2 separate regions of the Homo sapiens genome follow, and region 2 is linked to region 1. The links are chromatin contacts, found by Hi-C or POLR2A ChIA-PET in ENCODE. All regions are on one chromosome and are shown on one strand. The core of a region is the stretch at or near the end of the contact, and the rest is flanking DNA. Distances in the headings are between cores, read along the strand shown.

Region 1 (2,901 bases), core at 402-2,901:
CTTCTAGTCCCCAGGCTCAGGAAATCCCTTCCCAGCATCTGGGGTGTCCACCCAGGACACTAGCTTGGGGGACCCACTGGAGGAAGCGAACTCTTCAACTTTCCCAAGATCTCCCGTGAATTGCTGGCAGACCTGGGGCCAGAGCCCAGGCCCCACTCTCAGGCCAGCGCTGCTTCCTGGATCCTACCCCGCCTCCAGTGATAAGAGGGGGTGCCCTAGAGCACCCCCCACACCGCCGAAAATACACACTCTGTTTCTTACCTGCCACAACTCTTCGGATCTCACTCACAAAAGTCTGGAGGTAATATGGGACACCTGGGCTGTAATGGGACGAGAGCCCATGACCTCCGAAATCCATGGCAACGTAATAAAAGTCTGAAACAGAGAGAAGCGGGTTGGAGGGTAGGAAGAGGTGTCTATGCCAGCTGTCTCCCCGCCCTCCTCATTCCCCTGCAGACCTCCCCCCTCACCTTCCTGCCCACTTTCCCCCTGGCCTTCCCTTCAGCCCCAGCCTCACACCTTGCGGGAGAAGAGGGATGAGTCTGTCGAAGGAGCTGGCATTGTCCAGCCAGCCGTGCAGGCAGAGAACTGGAGGGCCCTGCAGGGAGCCCCAGGCTTTGGCTGCGATGTGGCCCCAGGGCACAGCCAGCTTCAGCTCTGAGATCAGACCTGAAAGACACAGCCGGGTCTTTCATTCCTTCATTCATTCACCCATGAAGCTGGTGCTCCCTGAGCCCCTTATCTCTGCCTGATGTGCTTGAGCCAGGGGCTCATGTCCAGAGGGACTCAGACCCTTAGCTGCCCCAGAAGGTTATGGGGAGAGAGTCAGACATGGGAGTGGAGACTCCCAGAGGAGGGACAGAGAAGTTAAGCCGGAAAAAGCTGTGACAGGCCTCAGAGCATGCACCCCATTTAAACTGGGGCAGAACCTTCTAGAATGTGCTGGGGCGGGGGCGCTGGTCAGGCCTGGACCCCATCACTTGCTGGCTGGGTAACCTTGGAGAAGTTACTAAAACGTCTTGAGCCTGTTTCCTTTCCTGTAAAACCGGAGTAAAGAAACAGCCCGTTTCCTAAGCCTTTCCCAAAGGCCAGAGGGGTGCCAAACCCTCATACACGCAGCAGGTGGGACCACTGTCACTCTCCCTCCACAGAGCAGGAAACTGAGGCACTGGGAGCTGCAGTACATGCCCAAGGTCACACTGGGCGACAAGGGCGGAGTGGAAATTTAGGGCAGGCGGTGGGACTCCAGGAACCCCCACCGCCCCCACATCTGGCAGCCTCCTCCGTCTCTGCAAGGCTGGAGACTTGCGCACCCCCGACACCCACGCGCACGCTCGGCTAACTCAGGGGCTCCTGGAACCCTGGGAGGCCACGTGCGGCCGTGTCCCGGGTCCCCCAACTCCTGGCCGGTCGCGCTCTCATGCCCCGGGACTGCCGAGGAAGGAGCTGCGACACCCAGGAGGGCGACGCGGTCGGCGAACCCTCCACTCCATCCCGCCCTCTTCTACTGTCCCAACCAGGTGGGTGGGCAGTGGGACGCTCGCACAAGGCCTCCCCGTCAGACCTGGTGCGGCGTTCTCACTCATCGCTCTCGTCCCGCGAATGCGCTGCTGTCACTCCCTCACGCCTGGCTAGGTCGCAGGAGCAGAGTGACGCCCGCAATTCCGGGCCCTATCTCCAAGCTGTCCTGCCCCGCCCTACCCCAGGCAGGCCCCGCAACTCCAGCAGTCCCCGCCCCCACTCAGAAGGCCCCGCCTTCCCACCGCCCTGCCCGAGCCCCGGCGGGCCCTGCTCCCACAGCCGCGGGCTCCACCCCAGGAAGGTCCACCCCCACCGCCAGGCCGCGCCCCCACCCGCCAGGCCCGGCCTTCCCGCCACACTGTCCGCGCCCACCGGCTTGGAACCCAGCAGGGCGCCAACCCCCGGGCAGTCCTGATGGCCGCCCCCACGTCCGCGCGGGACCAGACCCGGGGAGCAACCACAGCGAGTTGGGCCTCTGAATGCTCGCTGGCCCGCGCCGCAGGGCTGAAGGCTACCCTTTGTTTAGTGGCTTACTAGCCCCCTTGACGGACAGCCTGCGTCCACCGTGTCCCCACCGTGTCCTGGGATTCTCAGCAGAGCCTGGCACAAGCCAGTCTTAATAATTGTTGTACAGGCCGGGCGCGGTGGCTCACGCCTGTAATCCCAGCATTTTGGGAGGCCAAGGTGGGCGGATCACAAGGTCAGGAGATCGAGACCATCCTGGTTAACATGGTGAAACCCCGTCTCTACTAAAAATACGAAAAATTAGCCGGGCGAGGTGGTGGGCGCCTGTAGTCCCAGCTACTCTGGAGGCTGAGGCCGGAGAATGGCGTGAACCCGGGGGAGCGGAGCCAGCAGTGAGCCGAGATCGCACCACTGCACTCCAGCCTGGGCGACAGCGAGAGTCCGTCTCAAAAAAAAAAAAATTGTACAGGTGAACAAATGAATGTATAAATTGGGGACGTGGAGGAACCCTCCAGGTGAGGGATTATAAACAATATCTGCCTGGAAAGGATCGAAAACCCCAAGTTATGAAGAGGATGTTTGGGGTGAGCAGATTCATGCACTAAATCCTACAATGAAAGAGGGAAAGTGCACCCTTTGAGTCTGAAACAGTGGCAAGTCTAGGACAAATAAGAACAAGTACTGGTAGTGAATTCTCTTTTTTTTTTTTTTTTTTTTTTTTGAAACAGAGTCTCGCTTTGTAGCCCAGGCTGGAGTGCCGTAGCGCGATCTCGGCTCACTTAAACCTCCGCCTCCCGGATTCACGCCATTCTCCTGCCTCAGCCTCCCGAGTAGCTGGGACTACGGGCACCCACCACCACACCCGGCTAATTTTTCTTGTATTTTTTTTAGTAGAGACGGAGTTTCACCGTGTTA
Region 2 (2,732 bases), core at 16-2,515, 43 kb before region 1:
TGACAGGGCGAGACTCCGTCTCAAAAAAAAAAAAAAAAAAGAGGTCGTGAAGCTGAATGATGCCAGTTTGTTTCTTTACAAAGGGACCAGGCCTTTCCAGTAATTAGACTGCTCAAGTCTGCTATCAAGGGAACTATCAGCTTGCTCAGTGAGTCTCTATCCCTATTTGATACCCTAATTGAATAAATGCCATATTTATACTCATGCGTCTTGTACCCTGTGAGATGGGTACTGTTGATTACCCTCGTTGATGGATGAGGGACAGGCATGGAGAGGTGAAATAAGCCTGTTCAACATCACCCAGCTGATGAGAAGCAGTGGATCTAGGAATGGAGCCCGAGCAGTCTCGCTCTCAGGGCCCTGTGTGGAGTCACTGTGCTGTCCCAGCTCTGGAGACGCAGAATTCCACATGAGGAATGTGGAATTCAGCATGGGGATGACGCTGCTTCACCCAGACTTGGAGGAGCGTGGTGAATTGCCCGTGCCCATGCTCTGATGTGCCTCTCTGGCCGCTGCGTTCCTCCTTTCTCCCTGCCCTGGGTCAGTGCCTGTAAACACTGCCCTAAATCAGCAGGGCCCCCGTCACTTCTGCTTTATGCACCTTTTTCCTCAGACACATTAATACAGGGGAGTTTTGTTTCCAAGGGACCACATCCAGATGGAGGGGCTGTTTTTGGTGATCTGCACTGCCAAATGCCCGAGTGTCCCTGACAGTCGGAGCTGATGAGGCCAAGGCTGTGTGTGGTTCCTCTGGATGGCCAGAAGAGGAACCAAAACACTGAATTCTGGGCCTTCTTAAGAGTGGTGATCAGCACATTGTGATAGAAGCATATCTGGGAATGAACTTGGCCTCAAGCTTTTGGCCTTTTAATTTTTTTTTTTGTAAGCAAAAGCAGCTTTATTAAGAAAACAAAGGAATAAAAGAATGGCTACTCCACAGGCAGAGCAGCTCTTTTACATTTTTTATAGAGATGAGGTCTCACTGTGTTGCCCAGGTTGGTCTTGAACTCCTGGCCTCAAGCAGTCCTCTCACCTCAGCCTCCCAAAGTGCTGGGATGGCAGATGTGATCCACTATGCCTGGCCAAGCTTTTGGCCTTCTGACCAGCCTCATATTGTAGAATTTTTAGAAAGTCTAAGTGGTGTGGGTGAGCCTGTGGCTCCTGGGTAATTTTCCAGGTCAGGGCTGTATGGAAGCTTCCTGCCAAGAGCTTCTAGCACTGTGGGGAGTGGCTTCTGTGAGTGCGCGTTCAGGCTGTGTGTTTTTCTCTCCCCCTGCCCCTTCCCTATGGGATGTCACTGGCAGCCGGCAGCCTTTTTGGCTCCAGACCTCTAATAGAATTAGAGAGCTGGGAGGCATCGAGGGTTCATGCTCTCAGCAAGTTGTCAACCTCTTGGGGCTTCTTCAGAACATTGCAGGTCTGGCTTCTCAGATTCTTTTCTGTCTCTTCGTTTAGGCTGGGCTAAGCAGTTCCAAGCTTTCCATGTCCAAGGCCCTCCCTCTCACCAAAGTGGTTCAGAATGATGCATACACAGCTCCTGCTCTCCCTTCCTCTATTCGAACAAAAGCCTTGACCAACATGTCCCGGACACTGGTGAACAAGGAAGAACCCCCCAAAGAGCTGCCAGCTGCTGAGGTGAGGTGATGGTGGTGACTGCAGCAGTTGGGGTCAGGAGGGCTGTATGCTTATATGTACCTCATTGTGTTCCCCACAACGCCTTTGTGAGGTGGGCATTGCCACCCCCATTCTACAGATGAGCAAACCAAGACCTAGGGACTCTTACCCTCAAAGACCTTGCAGGCTAGTGGGGACGGCAGACCTGCTGAGAGATTGCGGTATCTGGTGATATGTTAGACTCTCTCAGAAGAAAGCTATTAGGAGGGCTGAGGACAGATTATCTCATTCCAGTTGGGAAGTCTGGGAAAAAGGGCTCTTTTAGCTGAGTGGGTCTGGAAGCATGAGTAGCCTTCCAGGTAGAGGCTCAGGGCCTGAGAGGCTTGCGTATTTGGGAGATGGGAGAGGGTCCATGCTTTTAGCATAGAGTGATGGGGGGTGTAGTGGACACTGAAGTTCAGGGGGCCCATTTGTGGTAACTCTCCATGGAGCTTTCCTCTGGGCCTTCCTAGTCACGTGCCTGGAGGAATTTCTGTTGTGGGAATGCTTATCAGCCATCTGGCTTCTGGTAATGCTCTTGTCTGTGTGGCAGCCTGTTCTCAGCCCATTGGAAGGCACCAAGATGACTGTGAATAATCTGCACCCTCGAGTCACTGAGGAGGACATTGTTGTAAGTACTGTGACCTACCAAACATTTAAATCTCAAACTGCCTCTGTGGCAAAGGTCTCTTAAGACCCACCCTCAGGTTTGATGACTGCTAGGACTCACCAGACTCAGCATATAGTCACGCTCAGGGCTGAGACTAATGACAGCAAAAGGATGCAGAGCAAATGGCTCATGGGGTGAAGTCGGGGGGAAACGAGGCACAAGCCTCCAGAGGCCCCTCCCAGCAGAGTCGCACAGGATGCTGGGTGCAACTCGCAGCAAGTTGTGACAATACATGTGACACCAGGGAAGCTCATTAAAGACTCAGTACCCAAAGGTTTTACTGGGGGCTGGTCACTTCGGCATTCTCTGTGTAGCATGTACTAAAATTCCAGACTCCCAGAGGGAAAGCAGCTGTTGAGCAGAAACCATGTTGTTTGCACAGTCCAGGCACAGTGAACTGTGGGGTGGC

What was found. A loop is a pair of places that touch in the nucleus more often than their neighbours do. ChIA-PET counts read pairs that join two places held with the same protein, here RNA polymerase II (POLR2A). Pooled maps may share reads with other maps.
Region 2: a loop to region 1 is called in a map of posterior vena cava, with 11 times the contacts of the local background. The contact joins the enhancer-like site here to the promoter of SERHL2 in region 1. A Hi-C loop is called at or near these places in 1 of 168 maps with a recorded cell type or tissue (posterior vena cava), 1 of 37 single-sample maps with no recorded cell type and 5 of 50 pooled maps. POLR2A ChIA-PET finds 5 or more read pairs at or near these places in 14 of 52 experiments (A673, H1, HEK293T and 9 more).

Annotation. Positions count from the first base shown.
Region 1 is chr22:42,552,706-42,555,606 of GRCh38, reverse strand. SERHL2 (serine hydrolase like 2) reads right to left here and starts at 1,651. Exons shown (of 12, transcript NM_014509.5): 1 at 1,565-1,651; 2 at 520-669; 3 at 262-375. The coding sequence starts at 1,586. RefSeq lists a silencer at 1,709-2,108.
Region 2 is chr22:42,595,089-42,597,820 of GRCh38, reverse strand. It overlaps POLDIP3 (DNA polymerase delta interacting protein 3), which reads left to right. Exons shown (of 9, transcript NM_032311.5): 5 at 1,456-1,635; 6 at 2,207-2,284. Among named protein-coding and RNA genes, the nearest start is that of POLDIP3, 18 kb to the left of the region's middle. Within about 2 kb of position 1,265, at least 3 of the 41 ENCODE cell types and tissues checked have a DNase peak (open chromatin) inside an H3K27ac peak, as active enhancers do.